Regions from separate parts of the Mus musculus genome. Here all the other regions are linked to region 2. Evidence: chromatin loops called from intact Hi-C (ENCODE). Cell type or tissue: left cerebral cortex. All regions are shown on one strand. Each heading gives the region's core, and the rest is flanking DNA. Links, peaks and the distances in the headings are about the cores only.

What was found. A loop is a pair of places that touch in the nucleus more often than their neighbours do. Peaks named below come from ENCODE experiments on the same cell type or tissue, not always from the same donor. Only the 100,000 strongest peaks of a DNase experiment are listed, where the experiment ranks them.
Region 1: it touches region 2 in a loop (4-fold over the local background); 3 of 42 quality-filtered maps call a loop at or near these places.
Region 3: it touches region 2 in a loop (2.4-fold over the local background); 3 of 42 quality-filtered maps call a loop at or near these places.

Annotation. Positions count from the first base shown.
Region 1 is chr15:68,576,317-68,583,011 of GRCm38, reverse strand. No RefSeq gene overlaps it. Among named protein-coding and RNA genes, the nearest start is that of Gm25987, 92 kb to the left of the region's middle. In left cerebral cortex, for the core only: no CTCF peak of the experiment used is centred there; DNase peaks (open chromatin) are centred at 619, 3,327 and 4,637; H3K27ac peaks cover 1,462 bases.
Region 2 is chr15:68,921,155-68,927,849 of GRCm38, reverse strand. No RefSeq gene overlaps it. Among named protein-coding and RNA genes, the nearest start is that of Khdrbs3, 3.9 kb to the left of the region's middle. In left cerebral cortex, for the core only: a CTCF peak has its summit at 3,565; DNase peaks (open chromatin) are centred at 2,307, 2,848, 3,542, 4,219 and 4 more places; H3K27ac peaks cover 722 bases.
Region 3 is chr15:68,557,606-68,564,300 of GRCm38, reverse strand. No RefSeq gene overlaps it. Among named protein-coding and RNA genes, the nearest start is that of Gm25987, 110 kb to the left of the region's middle. In left cerebral cortex, for the core only: no CTCF peak of the experiment used is centred there; a DNase peak (open chromatin) is centred at 3,454; H3K27ac peaks cover 506 bases.

The DNA.
Region 1 (6,695 bases), core at 591-5,590, 340 kb after region 2:
AACAGTGTTCATGCTTCCAATTTCTATTCCTTGCTACTAGCTGGGGAAAATTCTGTTTTAAAGAGCTTCTCTGATGGGAAAATGCCTCTATATTTATTGTAAGACCAGTTAATTTGAGATGTTAATGACATCTACAAAATCCTTTGAAATGGTAACCTTGATTAATGTTTGATTAAGCAACGAGGGAGAGAAACTTTCATGACACCTTTACAAATCTTCCCATGGTCCTATATTGCCAAAGATAAAAATGAGATATATGGAAGTGTAAACTCCAATAATACATCAATATTATAATTATAATTACTGTTGCTTTCTGTTAATGACTCTGGTATTGGAAATAGACTGAATAGGGAAGAAAAGAACATTATTACAATCCAAGCCAAAGCGAACTGTAAATCATATGAGAATACCTGAGATTTGAAGAATAGTCTTCTCACTCTGTTTTGAAGGATCACCAACGAGCTTGCTAATAGATTAGCTGTAGGATCTAAGAGAAGATTTTAGTCTGAGAAAACAGAATGACTTTTTCTGAGAGCTCGTTTACTAAACTTTGGAAGTTTGGAGGAAGAACAGGTTTGTTGGGGGAAGATCTGGTTTTAGACATGTTAAATTAAGATGTCTTTTAGGCATTCAAATGAGATATCTAGTAGTATAGAATTTGAAGCTCAAAGGAGGTTGTCTGTGGCTAGATGCTTTTTAAAACTCCAAGACTAGATGAGATCACAAAATGTATGTAAGTATGAAAAAAGAAGAACTCCAGCACTGAGCACTGAATCCTTAAAGTTTCAAGGTTAGGAAAGGAGATGTGGCTCAGTGGTAATCGAAAAGATCCGCCACAGAGGAATGATGAAATTCAAGAACTCTAGACAGTCACAAGTGTTATGCTGAGGATTGAGTGAGGAACTATCTGTACGAAGAATGAAAATAGGACAAGAGGAATGAGGACCCAAAGAGTTACTTCATTTAATACTATGGAGTTCATTAGAAACCTTGAAGACATCAATTTGATGTAAAAGGAAGAGAGTATCATCTCACTGTAGTAGGTCTAGGAGAGAATAGAAAGAACTTGGTGGTTTGTTTATTTGTTTGTTTGTTTTCAGATCGCGTGTGTAGACATGTCCTTCCAGGTTTTAAATATTAAAATCAAGCAAAGAATTCTAAACTATAATGTAAAAAGCTGGAATATTACTAAAGCCAAGCAGCAACAGTGGGGTAGGAATAAGCCACGAAATTCTAAGGGGATTAGTTATTTTTCTGTCCCTGGGACAAAATACCTGATAAAGCAACTTAAGAAAGGCTTGACTTGCTTATAGTCACATAGAGTTGATTTTGTCCATGGTTGCTTGGCCCATACACTTTGAGTTCAGCATCATGGCAGAAGAAACATGTAATATACAAGTTTCTTTAGCTCATTTTAGTAGGGAGAGAAATAGAGAAAGGAATGGAGGAGACAGAATATGAGAATAGGGGATGAGGGGCAAGAAATCAACCCTCTCCCCCAAGAACAGCCCCTCTGTGGCTTTTCTTATGAATATAATAGTGGTGTTTTTCCTTATAGCTGAATAAAAGTCCTTTTAAGACCACTCCAAATGATTTTTCAGGAAAGTGACTCAATGAATGAAAGAACACATAAATCGCAATTCTACCATTTGATGATTTCAAACTTCAGGGAAACTGAGAAGTGATGGAGGAAATTTGGTGGAAGAAAAAGAAGGAACATAGGTTTAAAACATGGTGAGTTCCTCAAACATCTTGTAGATTTAAAGAATCTTTATTTAATCTGAATTAAAGAATTCAGACCTCTGATAATGAGAAAAAAATGTAAATATTCGAGTCCCCATTCAACAGTAGTCAACCAGATTGTACTGATCTACTGTTGGGCACATTTAGCCCAGATCCTACCTAATAGGTAACACAGAGTTATCTGACTAAAAGAGTTGTTAGTGAAAATTATTTTCTCCACATCTCTTTCTTTAGCTGAAAAGCAAACACGATAGGATACACGTATTTTTCTCCCACACTTGGCTGTTTTCTATATCATGTGCTAATAATTTCAAATAAATCTGACCACATAACAGTCCTACCAATCTTGAATCTCAGTGCTCATGATTGTGTGATGGATAACTCAATGATCAGACTGCAATGAGAGCCTTTGTGGATGCAATAATAGTTTTCAGAGAGTTATGTATGGAAAGGAATGGAACAGGATAAAATAGGTAAGATAGGGTGGGTAATATGGAATAATAATAGGATTTCTCGAATGGGATGGGGTGGGATTGAATTGGATGAGATGGGATGGGATGAGAGAGGATTAAATAGATGGGACAGAATGGAACAAATGGGACGGGATGGGATGACATGGGATGACATGGAACAGTATGAGATGGGTCAGATGAAAGGGAAGGAGTAGATTAGGGCTTGAAGAAATAGAATGAAATAGAATAGAATTGTTTTTGTATGAGATATAATACGTGGTATGGAATAGTATAAATGGAAAGGGACTCAGTAGGATAGGATGAGATGGGATTGATGGATGGCAAGAAACAGGATGGGAAGGGGTTGGTGGAGTGAAATGCTGTGACGTGTGTGATGTGATGGGCTGGACTCTACCCTGGGTTTGACTAGTATTTTTCATTGTCTGATCATTTCCAGATCAATACAAAAACTTTCTCAAATCACCCAGACTAAAGTAATCCCTATTGACATGCCAAGTGGCTTGTTTGTTTGTCTTGGTTTGGTTAGCTTTATAAGATATATGACATATAAAATGGTATATATTTTTATTAGTTGTCTGCTCTCTTTAATAATTATATAATCATGCTGTGGTCATGAAAGCACCATGAGAGCAGGAATCTTGTCTGCTTCTTCACTTCAATTAGTTAATATTAACATATAAATTAAGACAGATAAAAGACCTTTCAGCTAAACACGCCTGAACTCAACCCTAGCTGAATAAACATAAAAGAATTGCTGTACTTAATTTAACATTGATTTCCTTACTAGTGAAATGAAAATGATAATTTCTGCCTCAGGATTATTACAAAGGTAGAAAGAAGAGCAAGTAGCACACAAAATGTGTCTGACACTGAAACTTTCAACAAACTTCAGTTATGGAGTAAGCAACTAATCATAGGAAGCCATACCCAATGGGACTCTAGAGGCCCCATCTGCATCAGCTGAGCTCCACAGAGGTTTCTGCAGAGCACATGTGTGAGTGGGCTTAGTGTAGCACTTCTGATGCAGCCCAGCTGTCTTAGCAGCTCCATGCCCTTTCTCTTCTTTGAATGACTGGAACTCCATCTGTAGCCCTTCTAGTACCGTGCCATGGCTTGGGGGTGGTACAAGAAGGGACTTGCCATTTGGGGACATATGCTGTTAGGTTCTTAGCCAAGTTTCACCCACCCCTGAGAATCAGCACTTCTAGACTGTCTGACCATCCTACTTCTCTGCATCATCTGCCTCTACCTCCCACTAGTTGGCCCTCCTGTCCTTAGTGCGCAGGCATTGTTAGCTAGGTAAGAAGATGATGTCACACAAGTTTTTCTAGAGTTTCCTTAAGAAATAGAGTGTTGGGAAGGGAGTCTGAGACCTACATTCTTTCTTTATGTCTCTTCCATTGCTAAATAACTTATCCTGTTTAATGGGACAGCCAGAATTCTCACTCTGGTGTAACCCAATATCAAGGTCTCTCTTTGGTCCTTGGCTACATTATGATCTTACAATGACTAGGTGTATAAACTCCTTAAGTACAGTTTGGATACAATCAGTGGCTAATGACAAGATATGATTAATCAATGGACAGAAGTTAGAATATGAGGCAAAGAAGGAAAGAGAAAGGGCAACAGGACATGTGAAAGCTATCTAAGCCTAATGTTCAAGAACAATCTAGAGACCTTCCCATGGAATCAGCATGTTTCTTCTGAGCAGAAATGTGGCAAATGGGCCCAGAACATTTATATATTAAACTTCTGGCTCATCATAAAGGCATGGAGCTTTATGAACCTCAACCAGATTTCTATGAGTCTCCTCCCTCATCAATCTTGCCTCTTGCTTTGAGTGAGAGTTCCCTGCCTGCTGCCTGCTAAAGCCCTTTGCCTTGCTTTCCTTTGTTATCTTTAACTCTATGACCCAGGCCATATCTAATGCAGATATTCATGAATATGCAATGTGCAATGTTTTCTCCTATCACAGATCAAAAAGGACCCTGTAGATGACTAAAGTCCAAAACACAGCATGACACCTGGTCTCCTCTCTTTGGATTCCTCTTTGAAGCCACGGAGACTTAAAGAGAAAAATGTTCAGTGAGTCCAGATGTGCAAATCAGAACACCCCACGGCCTGAAAATTTGAGGATCGGGCTTTCCATTCAAGAAAGCAATCCCTTCTTTCCCCTCTTTGATCTTGTTATGTACAGATAATTCTTAGAACCCTCATCCTTAAGTGAGGGGGAATAGAAGGGAAAAAACTGTCTCTGACATCTTCAGCTGAGAAGAGAGTTTAACTCCACCAATGTTCATATGTCCCATGAATCTTTTTATATTCCATCATGTCTAGACACAGGGGCAGGTGACTCACTCTAGCTGTCGTGGGAATCACCCAAAAGATGTGAATTTAAGCCTCCACACTTAGCATAGAGGACCCCCCTCAATCTCTTCATTACTGTTGTCTTGGCTCATCCCCTACCATCTGTCTTGCTATTTATACTTAAGTGCTCCTAGGCTTGTAGAAAATGCCTGCAGTCCACAGTCCCTGCTGGTCCTAAGCTTGGGTCTACTCATCCTTCCTTCCAATTCTTTCCATGATGGATGCCTACCCAAACACCAAGAATGTTTGCCCATACTACCACCTCTACAAAGCCACTCTTCCATCTTTCAGTCATACTTGACTAAAGGCCTACATCCCACAGCATGTAGGTGTAAGTGAAAAAGATTTTGTGGGTATTTTTTAAATTATCAATTAAAGTGTGCCTTTCAAAGAAAAATTTTCAATACATAATATTTGTATTAATTCTTCTGAATTGCTTGCATGTATAAAATATATTTTGACCATATTCACCCTACTCTTCCTACCTCCTCAAAGATCCAACTTTCTACCTACTTTTTATTTTCTTAAAAAAAAAAAACACTGAGTGCAGTTAACACTGCCCATATATACATAAGATTCCCATGGTCCATCTACTGGGGACCATGCACTTAAAGAAAACAAACTCTACCTCCCCTGGACCATCACCTGTTAATAGTTCTGACAGAAATAAAACTGATGTAGGTCTTATATCCATCCCATAAATCCCTGAAATTCTTATATTTGTCAAAATTCAGGAATCTTTAAAACCAATGTTAAAGGCTTTATTGCATAGCTTTGTATAAACTGAAAGACAGTCAACCATATGATAGGGAGGAAATGAGACTTCTTCCTCAACCCTTCAGCTAAATTCTAAATGTTCTATAACAAATTGTTTCATGATCAGTCTAAAAAGATATGACCATTGGCATAATGGCAACACAAGTATTACAGAGGTAACTACCTGCTGTCTGGTTGAATTTAAGGTAAACTCCATAGGAGGAAACAGGCCTACTACAGTAAACTTGGCCAAAAAACCCAAAACATGGAGAAATTATTTGGTAGATTAATTAATCTAAGTGCTGAATAGCATTGGTTTTGAGCGTCCTCCCCATCCTGGCCATATCAGACATAGAAGTTGTCTAGAAAGTCACAACTGGCAGAAGCCTGGAGCTTACTCCTCTAAGATTTCTGAGATTGTCTAAGGACAGTGATCTTTCTATGGTGGGAGTGGGTGGGTAGATGGGGAAGCACCCTCATAGAAGCAAGGGGATGGGGGATGAGATAGAGTGTTTGTGGAGAGGAAACTGGGAAGGGAATAATTTGAAATGTGAGGGAAATAAGGGAAAATGTGAATTAATGGATGGGGGCTAAGTGGGGTAAGAGAAGGCAGGAATAGCAGAGGAAGGAATGTGGGTGGAATAAATAATATAAAGGATGCTTCAAAGGCTATTATGTAAATATACTATTTTCTATGCTTCATAGCTACATGTATCACATAAAAGAGTTCTATTGGAGTAATCCTACAGGTATAAAGCTCCTGTCAGAGCCAAACATAGCCAAATAGCCCAGTGCCAGATGTGGGATGTCACCTCACTCCTTGAGCTGTCAGTGAAGGAAATTCTTTTCATCCCCACAGAAAAAAAAATATAGGCTGCTTTGGGTTTCCCACCTGAACTTTTCTGAAAACCATACATGTTGTCATATTTCTCTATCTCCTCTCCTACCAAGATATCATCACAGAGGCAGGTTGCACCTTCCCTAAACACGAAAAACACATCCCAAGGAACATCTGTGGTCGACCAGCAAGCCACTGCTGCATCTGTTTCCTCTGAACTCCCACAAAGACTGCCACAGGCATTGTGGTGCACTCACTACCAGGGGCAGCATCTCTATAGACAGAAAATCGAAGGGTACCTGGAAAACATCACTTTTGTGCTTTCAAACCCAAGCAAGATTCTGGGTTATAGAAATCTTGGAAACCTCATGATAACTTCCCATCCTCCTCATTATGCAGAGAAATATCAGAAGATATGAAGGAGGCTGGGGAAGGATCCACAATTTCCAAGAGAATAAACACCATAGCTGTCTTTTATGTCCTGTCTATATTATGCAGTTTACAGGAGGCAAACCTAC
Region 2 (6,695 bases), core at 683-5,682:
TGGTGGTGTCTGGACGTGGATGAATGAGTCTCTCTAAACTGTCTCCAGTAGGGAACCTACCACACCACGCATGGTGGTGATGTCTTCTGTCGCCCTCCGACAGGCAACCAGACCCCAGCAAATGCTCTCCTAGGCTCCTTTTAGATCCTCTGAGGTGTGTGGAATAAATGTCTCACACTAGACCAAGGACTCCTGAGTCCCTGTTCAGAGGATATCATAACCCCAACCTCGATAACCAGAGTCCCTTGACAGTGCTCAAGACTTCCCTAGAAAAACCTTAATTGCTTCGTTTTTTTCCTCTCCCTGTACTCTAAAGCCCTTCACAGAACTACAACTCCGCTTTCACTAGCCTAGGGCTATCTTGGGGAACAGCAAATTTTGTCTGAGGGAGAGGTCTCTAACACCTGTTGTCAGGGACGGATGTGGAGAGAGCGCCAGAACAGTGTGCTGAAGGAATCCCCCAAGCACCTGATCCCTTTTCCAGCCTTGTGTGGACTTGGTTGCAGGTTAGGTACTACTGTAGCGTCCCCGACAACAACCTCCCCCTTGTCTCTCTTTAGTCAGAACTGGCAAGTGGCAGTAAAATACAGTGGTTAACTAGTTCTGACCTTTTAGCAAACTTAGGTCATTTGTGCCTCAGTCTCTTCATCTATCCTATGGAGATGAGAAAAGATTATTTCTTAGGAACCTCATAAGGATGTACTATTTCACAATCACCAGGCACAAAATGAAAGCCAGACTGTTCTGTGGCAGTCTCCCTCGCATGGCTGCTTTCTGAGGCAGAAGCTTCGAAAGGCAGCAGGCAACACCATCTGTGTGCTCCTTGATGCTGAAGACAGAGCACAACCCCAGCAGAGCAAGCTCATAAGGGTAGATCCTGCTTCTGACCCTGAGCCCCATGCCGGTCTGGCCATGCAGTGTGGCCCAAGTCTGAGCCTCACATCTGGCCCCCCAAGAACTATGTTATGTCAGCAGTCCCTGACATAACATAGTTCTTGGGGGGCCAGATGTGAGGCAGTTGGGGAGTTCTTAAGGGAAGGTTTTTCTCCCTTTACATCTAAATAGAAGCACATGCCTCTTGCTCTAGTCTCCCTAGACTTGAATTCCAGGGATCCTCTGACAAACACTACTGAGGAGAAGAGGCAGGCAGAGTGCCTGGTGAAACAGCGCTCCCTGCCCCGTGTCTTCCATTTTCTGCCTCGGTAGTAGTCTAAACTTTCACTGATGAGTATCTTTATTAAGCAGTTACTAATTATCTTTATTAAGCATTTACTAATTATCTTTATTATGAGCATTTACTAAGTGCCAAGCTGCTCTGGCAGCTTTATACATCGTCCTCTTGATACCTGCAGGAAAGATTCAGTTTATCACCATTTACTCATCAAGAAATCTCCAAGGCTGAGGAATTTTATACTTTGCCAACTGTGCCACCACTGGCAAGCTGAGATTCCAGGCCCTCCTAGTCTGAACCCTTCCCACACCTAACCCTTTCCCGGGTAGTGATCTGAGCCTGATTAGATCTCTGTCCCTCCTCCAGTGGTGCTTTTGGCAGAGATGTCCCGCCAGCAGCTGGGGAGGAGGACTGTGTACCATGAGGCCTACAACAGAGATGCTAACGCGCCTGCTCTGGACCCTCCTCCTCACAGAACTCTCCAAGTGGGCAGGTGCCCAGCCCTGTGAGTGCTCATGCTGGGTCCTCTAGGGGAGAAGACTGATGTTCCTGTAAGAGGCTCAGAAAATCGTCCCCACCCACCAGTCTGGCTGGACCATAAGATCCAGGGCAGGGCACCACCTCCATGTTTTGCTGGCTACTCTGCTGTTCTTCATGAAGTTACCATCCCATGGGTGATGGGTCTTGGAGAAAGTAATAGCTCCCCTGCAGACATCAGCCGGCAGTGATATAAATTCAAGCCTTTGGGATTCTAGGCCAGAGATCTCTCTAGAATACCCTGCTCTGGCCAAGCACTTCCTGTGGACTGAGACTGCTCTGGATTTAGAAGCAAAAGATGTCTTCTCCAATGGCACCTCTGGACAAGGGCACAAGGGCACTGTTGGCTTTACACAAGGCTTTACATCTCCTGTCCACACTCCATGGAGTCCCTCAGCTGGCATAAGGGAACATAACTACCTTTCCAAGTCATTGTCTTGACTCTCAGTCCCAGAGATGCAAGGAGTATCTCCCAAGCCACTGTTACCCATCATTCCAGGCTACCAGAAGGAGCACAGCCAAGTCTCTGCAACCCCAGAGGGATAGTTGTCATTTTATAATCTCCGCCGACTTCCAGGCCTTCTTTCCCAGGGAGAGACAGACCCTTGGCCTCTGACATCAGCTCCAGTGAATCACACACACTGCTGCTGTGCCTGACACCATCAGGGCATGCTCCAATCACAGCCAGTGTCTGTGAGCTAGTTTTCTTCTATATAAGGATTGCTACCCACATTACAAACTTCCCTTTGAATGTGTAAGAGATATGAGCCCTATGTTACATTCTCATGAGTGGAAAAGTTCAAATCTCATTCTGGCCCCCATATCCCTTACTTACTAGCTACCAATCTTTCCCCAGCAAGCATTATCTCTGAGCACCGGGAAAGGGTCAGTTAAGATTTATACCTCACTAACCTCCACATAGACACAGCATTAATGCTTTCTGACTCCTCCTTCTCTCTACACCAGTGTTATTTATGCTCTTGTTCATGCTCACCACACTGAGTCTTTGTCTTCTGTGTCCTTGGAGCCTTCTCAGCTCCTTAGCCCAGCGTCTGGTTGAGCAGTCAGGTCAATGCAAGCAGTCATGTATTCAGGGATCACTCCTTAAAAATAAATTCTCTAACATCACTGTTACTCCAATCTTCGAGACAGTGGCTTTGTTATGTAAGGGGGACACCAAAAGATGGCATAGCCTCACCTAGAAATCCATCATGAGCATGTTACAGCAAAAGACACCAAGAAGATCCACTCTGGGCTCTGACTCCAGTTTTTGCCATAGAAAACAGGTTACACAAGCTTAGACTGTGTGGCTGGAAGGGTAGAAAGCAACCCTGGAAGGAAAGGAGACACTTTGGAAGGCAGGAGTCACAATGTTCAGAGCACATCCACAGATCAGGAGTGACTCCACGAGGCCCCTACTCAATGCAGAAGACAGCCAGAAGGAAACTCAAACATCAAGTAAGTGTGACTAAGAAAGTTGAAACAGTCCAGACATTGGGAGGAGAATTAGATACATTTCCTCGAATACACGTGAACATAATATGTACACAAAGAGAAACACATATGCACATGATCATACATGCGTATATGTACACTCAGATAATCTATCATTTCTGTTCCACTCAGGCTACAAACAGGAGAATCATGTCCTCCAGCTTAATCACTCACATACCTAGAGACACCTAGCCTGTTGCTCTGTATTCACAGGCTTTCCGTGCAAGTCCTCGTTCAATCTGATGGATGGCAAGGCCAGGTCCTCTTGCATGTTTCTCTTTACTGCAGCAAAGCTACCCAGTCAACGCCTGTTCAGCAAAGATGATGCCACAGCTATTGCACACACACCCCCTCGTGGCCAAATTCGGAAGCACATTCCCTCAAAAGTTCGAACTGTGTGGCAGCCACTTGGGTTTTGGCCTCCACTGAAAGGAACTCCAAGGACTGACATGTCAGCCTAAGAAGGAAAATAATGAACATTCTAATGTGAAGGAAATGAAAGGGGAAGAAGGTAATGAAATGCAGGTAGGGGAAAGAAAACGAGAAAGTGGGAGAGAGCAGAACAAAAGAAAGTAAAAGAGTTATGCAAAGAAAAACAAGAGTAAGGAGCATCGGGGGAAGCCTTCCTGTGTTTAAAGGTAGGCATGCAAAGGAAGCAACAAAGGAACAAGAATTAACACTGTCCAGGGGCCTCAATGTGACAGCCAAGTGTGTGCAGAAAAGCCATCTGACCCCACCTACTGGCCATGGTAATTCCAAATCCTTTTGTCTCCATTTCTAAGCCTGGAAAGTGTAACAAGTAACAATTGTTCTCAGCCGGTGTGGTGGCGTAGGCCTTTAGTCCCAGCACTTGGGAGGCAGAGGCAGGCAGATTTCTGAATTGGAGGATTTCTGTAGTTCTAGTCTACAACGTGAGTTCCAGGACAGGATGGAAATTGCCATGCATTCTCTGATCTAGCCGTGGTGGAAATGGGTTTTGTTAGTTTCCTTGATGTGGGAGCTGCCCTGTATCCTTCACATACTGTTCTAAAAATGTGGCATGTGGTGGTGGAATGCACCAAGTTATCACCCACTCCGGCACTTTGTAAGATGCTACAGTTTGAAAAGCACAGCTGAAATGTAAAACATTATTGCCACGATAGTAAAAACATTCACATCCATCTCCTAGCCCACAGTTTCCTGTTAGGATGCATAAAGATACACACACAACAATTTTGTCTACATGGTGGGTTTTTTGGGGAGAGGAGGGCTCAGTAAACTGCATATTTTGAGTTTGGTAAAATAATCAGAAATAAAATATTTTTTGGCAGTATCAGACTCACACATGCACAGCAAGCTGGTCAGGTGATGACATTTTTAAAGTCCAGTACAGATAGATGACCAGTGTTGGGGGCTAGAGAGATGGCTCAGGAATTAAGAACACTTGCAGTTCTTGCAGGAGACCTGAAGTCTGTTGCAAGCACCCAAGTCAGGGGCCTATAAATGCTTATAACTCTAGTTTCAGTACATCTGAATCCCTCTTGTGACCTCCATGGGCACCTGCACTCATCTGAACATACCAACACAGAGATGTACATATATACAGGTAATCAAAATGAAAATAAACTATTTTTTTAAAAGTGTCATTTTTTTCCTGAAGTTAAAGCAAGATGAGATAAGCTTACCAAAAATGCTTGTAAGAAAGAGCAGACATGAAGTTGTATATTCATGTAAGAACACTGAATTCCCAAAGAAAATATTTCAGAACAAAAGTAGACTTCTTGACAGTAACTTTAAGAGAAGCTATGTGTGACCAAACATTTCATTCTCTGCTTTCTCTACAACATACTGCTAGCTTTCACACATCTGAGCTGTCACCCCTACATTGATATATTCTTCCCAAACCCCTGTTTGTTGTTAATGGAGGAGGGAGGCAGGGCATCCTTAATCAACTTCATTCTACATCAGATGATGGTTGGCATACAGCAGTATGCCAGATTCCTCTAGCTGATATTATCGTTTCAGTGGGTCCTCCTTGGTCTCTCTAGCTACACTTACTGGAGACTTGTCTGCAATCAATCACCATTTCAATGTACAAAGCTTAATGATCTATGCACAGTTATACATGCTGAGCTCCCAGGAGCACATACTGGTTGAAGCCACCTGCTAAAGAGCCAAGCACAGACAGCGGCCTCCTCCTTGTCAGGCAGGGACTGTGGGGTAAAGCAGCTTCTTCAGGCTTCTTTTGGAAAATGAAGGAAAGATAATTCCCTACAAGAAGTTACTCTATGATCCTCATGAGATAAATGTGAAGTGCTGACCCCAGGAGCCATGAGCACATGACAAATGACATCTCAGTAGAACATCACTGTACCATGATGGCAGGGAGGGGTATTGTGTGCTGTGTATATAACTTTAACTTGTCTGGAAGTCAACAATGTGAAAAGAAACAAACAATAATGAAGCCATTTATTGAACCCAGCACATCCGAAAAGTATTTCAATATTGTTATCAAAAATCTAAAAATATTGGTGAGCTTTAACAGCCTTTTTTGGTAATATCTCAAGAATCTAGTATTTTGCATCCATAGCACTTCATAATTACATTCAAATATTTTCAATGACTAACAAAAAATACAAAGTTGTCATTTATGGGAGCATGGTCTACACTATTTTAAATTTTAAATTCAATTGATTGAATAGCATTATCAGTAATTGTTTACTACTAACAACACCCATTCATGTGTTAATTAGCCATGTATGTGTGGACAATGGCTGTGACATTGGACAGTACAGTGTGACAGGATGTGATCTAGAATCAAAGCCCTGCTGTCAGTACCTAACCAAATAAATGTGCTTTGTCTCACTCTTCACAAAGTTCCAAAGTATATTGTGTACAACTGGGGTGGTGGCTACAAGATGCTATTGATGTGCTAAGTTCCTTCCCTTCACCATCCTAGGCCTGACAAATTTGATCCCCTTCCACTTTGGGCATCATGACCTCATCCAAGACAGGAATTAGAATTGATGAAGAGCCAAGGAGGAAAACGGTTAGCACTGCTCATCCCTTTCTGCTGATGAGATGCTCCCCTGATGCCCTATGAAGTGTCATTAAAGAGGCATACCTCAGTAAGCGTCCATGTTTGCAGGAGGCGGCTTCAACAGGTGTAGTGCTTTTTTGAGATTCCAGTTAGGGTTCTCTGTTGTGATAAATTACTAACCAAAACCAACATGGGGAGAAAGAGGATTTTATTTTGTCTTACAATTCCACACTATAGTCATCACCGAGGAAAGTCAAAGAAACCATGGAGGAGTGCTGCTTCCTTCCTGGCTTCTTCTCCATGGCTTGTTCAGCCTGCTTTCTTATACAACCAAGGATCTCCTGGTCTGGCCGGGGATAATGCTGCCTACAGTGGTGTGGGGTCTCCCACATTATCATCACCAATCATTAACGGAAAAATGTGCCCCCCAACACTTGCCTTCAGGCCAGTCTGCTGGAGTATTAATTCAATTGA
Region 3 (6,695 bases), core at 692-5,691, 360 kb after region 2:
TACTACCCTTGAAAAACCCCCTTTTTTTCCCTCAGGCAGAGACAGACCTGCCTCCACATAACCTTCACACTCCACTTCCCTCTTTTATAGATGATAGAACTGATGCAGAAAAAGGGTAAGCTATATACCCAAGGTCATCCAGACCTGAGTAATAGATCTTAGATCCAAGCTCTACCCATACAGCTGGGCTCGCTCTGATGTCTCGTCACTGATGCTGACATTATGAAATAGAATCACCAGGAACTACATGAGACCACCGAGTCCTTTAAATGTGATTGGTACAACTGAAGAGTCACTTTCTAATTTTGGTAACTTTAAATACCAATCTCAATATGAAAACTCAAGTTATTTATTAGAAAGCTCCTAACATCATTTGAAATAAGAGTTGTTGAGGACACTTTTCTAACCACCAATTTTAAGACATTCAAGTAATTTGAGTAACTCCAATAAAAAGTGTGAGTTCAACTAAGGATGAATGAGATATATGAATGAATGCCATATTTCAAAACACAGCAAAAAGGAATGGGGAATATATCCCATTTATGTAACTTCAGGTTGAAATGTGAAGTTTTGTATCTAGTGAATTAAATAACAAAAAAATTAAAATTATGTTTTTAAAGTGTTAGCACTTTAAAAAAAAAACATGACTACTAGGAGACTGCATCCATGATTTGCAATGCATTTATGATGGGTAGCCGCTCTCTGCATTAAGATCCTAAGGCGCCAGGCCAGGCCCCAGCTCAGATGCAAATGTGTTTTCCCAGTGTCCCTGCTCACAGGTTGAGAGTTAAGAACAGGGCTCCTGGGAGCCTCACTGTGCCTATCCCCAAGCTCTAGAGCTCCCAGCAATCTTCTGGCTCCCAGAATTTTCCCACAGCATTAAATCTCCCCTGGAATGATATGAGCACAAGGCTGTGAAAGCCAGCATCTCGCTACCTGGAAAGCACTGCTATTTATAGACAATGCCGTCCGTGAGAAGTAATAGTCCTTCTGAATTCTCCAAAGAGTTTGCCTTTCCATTAAGGGCCAGCCTGGTTAGGAAAGAGAAGACCAATTTGTGAGTATTTTTAGGCCATGTGATGTACAGTCAGGACCACTAAAATTCCTATCTGCCACCCCCAACCCCAAGAGGCTGAGCACAGCCGCAAAGTCAAAACTGGGCTTTTGCACAGGGAAATATAATTAGCTTCCTTGTAAACAGGGTGAACAAGGAACTGAGTGCAGAGGTCTGGAAGGCTGGGAAGCTGAGATAGAAATTGAAGAAGGACCCTCAGCAATGAACAAATGATTCTGATACAAAGAATTAGGTAAAGAGGGGTGTCTGAAGCCACAAGATAGTGGCAACAGAGAAAAGTTACTAAAATAAATCTCAGGTTTGAGAAAGAGGATTCTCTCGGCTTGGAGACACTGAATAGTAATCCTGGGTCTCCATACAGAGACTTAGAAGAGGTAGCCGCCTATACTGGCTCCTTTTCACCAAAATTGTATTTGTGAACTTCAGGCAAACAAGCAATGTGGTATCTCCCACTGTGATCATGAATGGTAGCATCTCTCCCCAACACACACACACACACACACACACACACACACACACACACACACACACACACTAACCTAGATCTACACTGAACATCATTGTAGCAGGGAAGTCTCACCTACCAGTCTAGAGATTCTGACACTAATTGGTCATTCTTTATCACCATCAGACTCTGGGGGAAAACGTAGAACATGCAGCATTTTGTTTTGGAACAGGTGGAATTTCCAAACATCTTGAACACCATTCTGTGGGCATTTCTTCTTGAAATTCCTCTGAATTGAATCACTCCCTCTTGGAGCAAGGGGTGGATGAAGGTGGGGCAGTGAGGGCAGAAGGAGGAAAGGAGTTAGGGAGGTAGAGAATTCACAAACCAGCTGTTTCGACTTCCTGCTGCCTTTACTTCCCTGTCAGGATGGACTACCTTGTTTGAACTGTGAGCGAAAGTACACCTTTCTCTCTTACATTGCTTTGGTCAGGGTATTTTATCAGAGTACCAGGAAAAGTATCCAAGACACTAGAGAGGAGGCTGCAGTGGAGCTGCCTGCAAGTCGAACAGGGAACTCAAGGAATCTGGCTGTCATTACTTGCCACTTACGCTGGGTAGGGTTTCCAGTTCTGCATCTACCTTGACCTAGTGATGCTCCTAGGCATAACTCCAGTAAACTTTGCCTTATGGTAGACCTAAGAGGCATCAATTCTTTGGTCTGTCCACGATGCTTGATCTGGAGTGAACAGACATTTGTTCTCATCTCCCTGGATAAAGGCATGCAATGCCTCTTCTCATGTTGTCTTTTGGTGTCGCCCATGCTCATGAGTAGACAAGATCATCAACATGCCCTTCACTGTTTATATAAAACTGATCATACGCATCAGTGCTGTAGTATTGGCGAGTATCTGCCAGTATTATTCCTACTCTCTAATGAAATAAAAATGGAATTACAGAGGAAGCAGGGCAATCAGGAGTAAATCAATTTACATATCCTTCAGGGCTGTCATTCATTTCACATAAAAGTTTCCTTCAACAATCAAAAATTGAGTGTCTACCAGTAAGAATGACTCCAGGTCAGCCATGATCTGTGTGTTCTGCATGTGTCAGCTCATTTACTCCTGGTGTATCTATGCAAACATGTCAATCTCAGCAAAGGTGCACAGCTTCTAGTTCTCAACAGAGAGTAGAAGCAAAGGTCCACCCTCCTTCCATCCTACCATTGCACTGAGATTGTAATTGTGAATAACATCTGTAAATAACAATTATGAGTCACTGTATCACATGTGACATTGCCATTAATTTCTTCGGATGACCTCATTGCTCCAAAAAAAAAAAAAAAAAAATCTTACCAGGGGGATTTTCTGAGTATTATTATTTTACAGATAGAAAATGGAGGCAAAAGATGTTGACAGCTTGTCCAAAGTCATAGACAGTAGTAATGTGTTCCAGACACTGCAAGTCAGTCACCTTCCTCTTATCCTCTGTAACTACAAAGGGTTAAAAAGCATTTATGCCACAATGAGGGCAACACCTGCAGAAAATCCATTGTCAGTTGAAGAACTGAATCAAAGCTCCAGAAAGGAGCGCACAGAGAAGTAATTGATGTCATGGAGTAGATGGCATCTCAGCTGTGTGTTAGTGGACTGAAGGAAGTGAAAATTTTGTGTGTGTGAGTGTGAATTTTTTTATCTTGCACCGTGAAGCAAGAAGTCCAGGACTTAGGTGAATTGGGTGAGATGAAAAGCAGCAACAGCAATATAGGGAGCTGAGCCAAGAGAACTCACTGAAAACTGGGCCCCAAACAGGTTTTCTTCCCCAGCCACAACCACACTCAGGAGAGCACTGGAAGCCAAGGATATAATCTGCCATGCTAACCACACCCTTCCCCCACTACAGGCAGCACATCTGGGGTGTCTTTTTTACTAGAGACCTAGAGTTGCTTTTTTAAAGGATTCGAAGTTGAAAATATGAGATTCCCTAAGTGAAAGGCGAACTGCTGGCAAAGATTTTAGGGAGCCCTTGCCAACATTTTACTAACAGTTCCCTGTGCTTTAAGGCATTACGACCAAAAATTTCTGAAAGAAACTTCCCTAAAAGTTTTTACAGAAGACATCTCCTCTTAAGATGTCCAACTAAATACATTTCTGCTACCTTCTCTTTCCCCAACACATCCTCTGATAGCAAGAATTAGAAAAGTGAAAGTGAAAATAAACCTCACAGTTCAATTTTAATCAAAATAAGATATGTTGTAAGCCACAATTTTGGAAGATGGGATGCAGAGGGAAGACAACCAATGACTTGTAGGGGGAGTATCTCAGCCCCAAGTGCCTGTATGGAAAAAAGCCAGTCTAATTTCTCATCTAGGTAGAAAAGATGACTTAGAAACTGGTAACAGAAGGTAGTATAGAAAGAAAAGGGAATGCAAGGGAAAGGACTAATGGGAAGATTGGAGTGAAGGAGATACATGCATCAAAGCCCCCCATTGACCCACAGTGCCAAAGGTTTATCATCCTGGAGAACTGAATTAAGTGCTGGGTATACACTGATGAGAATGGATGCAGTTTATATATGTGACTGGAGGAGAGGATTCATAGCTCCATGGTGGAAAAAAAATGTATGAGGAAAAGACATGTCAATCCCTTGGCCTTCTGTGGCCCACGAGTGGAACCGTGGTGCAGCATAACTCATTAGTTTGCAGAGACAATGAAGAACTTGGAAATTTTAAAGAAATTGTCCTACTTAAGAAAAGAGATGTGAACAAAAAAAAAAAAATACAGTGGCAACTGAACCAATGCAGGAAGCATAAAAATCTCCAAGGAACATGTAATTAATGTCCTCAGAGGAATAAAGGGAGATGGCATAATCCATAAAACAAGGAAAATCTTTTCATAAATGGTAGATACGGTGAACAAGTGAGCATTCTCAGAATTTTTTAATACAATGATTCAAACTTTAAAGAAGTTCAAAATAAATGCTTAACAATAAAGTAAAAAATAAAAAATTCTCTGAAAGTAGGAGAAAAGGTAGGCAATTAATAATAGGAGAGGAAAGACAAGAAAATTAGATCAGTCCACGAGGTTGAGTGGCCAACTAATAAAGAGTTTCCCAAGAAATCAGAGAAAATGGAAGGGAGGATATTATCACAGAAAAAAATGTAAGTGTATTTCCAAGCATGAAGGTACACAACTGTTCTCTGAATACGAAATAAGAGGGTGATTAAAACACTCTGAAGGCCCAAGGAAAAGCACACCTGAAATTTCAAACTAAAAAATTTTAAATCAATATACAGGGTGAGTTCCAAAAAACAGTATGGGAATAGGGGTGGCTTTGAACTTCTCAGTAGGAACAGAGGGAGTTAGGCATATGAAGTAATTACTTTTAAGCCAAAATCATTTACACCATAGGTATTTATAATATTGCCAAATTTAAATCCAATGTGAGCATAAAGTAAATGTTTGCTTGGGCATATCAAATATCAAAAATATAACTCCCACTTACCTTAACTTTCTGAGGAACCTTTTGGGTAGGTGTCAGGTCCACAAACCAGGAAGGTACAATAGAGCAAGTGTTGGTGATGGCTGGGGTCGCAGCTGAGGAGCACCTATAGAGAACAATGAGGCTTAAGCTAGAGCCACCAGGAGGCTCTCAAAAGAAAGGTAGAATGAGTAGAGCATTTAACAGTGCCGATATAAAGCTCTGGATCCGTGTGAGTTAACTGAGCTGCTATAGGGTGATAAGAACCAAAAGACATGATGCTGATTCTTCTGTGCTTGCTAAGATGGAAACTGGGCTTTTCAACAAGAACAAAGCAAGGTCGTGGTGCCATTTCTACAAAATTCAAAGGTTGTTTATACTGCTCTCCTCTTATCGCAGAAGGTCAGTGTGATGGTTTGTATATCCTTGGACCAGGGAGTGGCACCATCTGAACGTGTGGCCTTGTTGGAATAGGTGTGACCTGGTTGGAATGGGTGTGTCACTGTGGGTGTGGATATAAGATCCTCACCCTAGTTGCCTGGAAGTCAGTCTTCCCCTAGCAGCCTTTGGATGAAGACATAGAACTCTCAGCTCCTCCTGTGCCATGCCTGCCTGGATACTGCCATGCTCCCACCTTGATGGTAATGGACTGAACCTCTGAACCTGTAAGCCAGCCCCAATTAAATGTTGGTTTTTTATAAGACTTGCCTTGGTCATGGTGTCTGTTCACAGCAGTAAAATCCTAACAGGCAGCCATATAGTCAAGACATGGATGGGCTCATGGTGATCATGGGTTTGCCTGTCCTGCCACAAGGCCTCAGCTCCACTAACTGAGGGATCAGAGAAATCTGACTTGATAACCTGAGAATAATGACCTATATATTACTACCCCAGAGTAGGTTATATATAAGTGGCACATAGTTTAGCAGGAGGGAAGGGGGTACCTACATAACACAGGACCCTCTGTGCCTTTGCAACACTATACTACCTAAAAGTCACTGATGCGAAAGACCAAGGGCCCGTGCCCCTCAGGGATGACTGAGGAACTAGTTTAAGGAGAATACCCAGTGAGGACTTTAATAGCCATCACATGACATGTCTCTACCAGTAGTAGAAATCTGTGGGTCTGGAACCATGAGAAAGAAGTAAATGCACTACTCTTGATGACCATTTGAGGGAATTTAAATTTCTGATCCAGGCAACAATGGACCCTGTGGGTGCTTACTCCTAAAGTGCATGAGGAGGTTCATATAACTGAAAGCAAAATGAGACACCACCCCAAGACTGGAAACATCATCTGGCCAGCCTGATCTGGCCAGATCTGTGCCCATCATCTGGCATCTCCTGTGCCCTTCACAGCAACAGCTGGCATACCAGCACAGATGTACATGTTTAGTGAGGGTCTTCCTTCCCACCACACGAGGAAGGCTTTTTCCTGCTGCTCTGCTGTAGGGTCATTCAAAAACATGCCAGGGCTCAAATGATCCACTCTCTAGTGCCATATGCCTTAACTATAAGTGAACAATGTGAAAAACGCAAGTATCTAACTTCTTGAGACGAGAGAACACTGCATGATCAGACCTCCCACTCTGGCCTCCAGGACTCCACTTCCAGAGGATCCAGAGAGGACATAGTTGAGTATCCTAACACTGAAACCAATCATTTCCAGCTGTCTTCTAGTACAAGTAACAAATA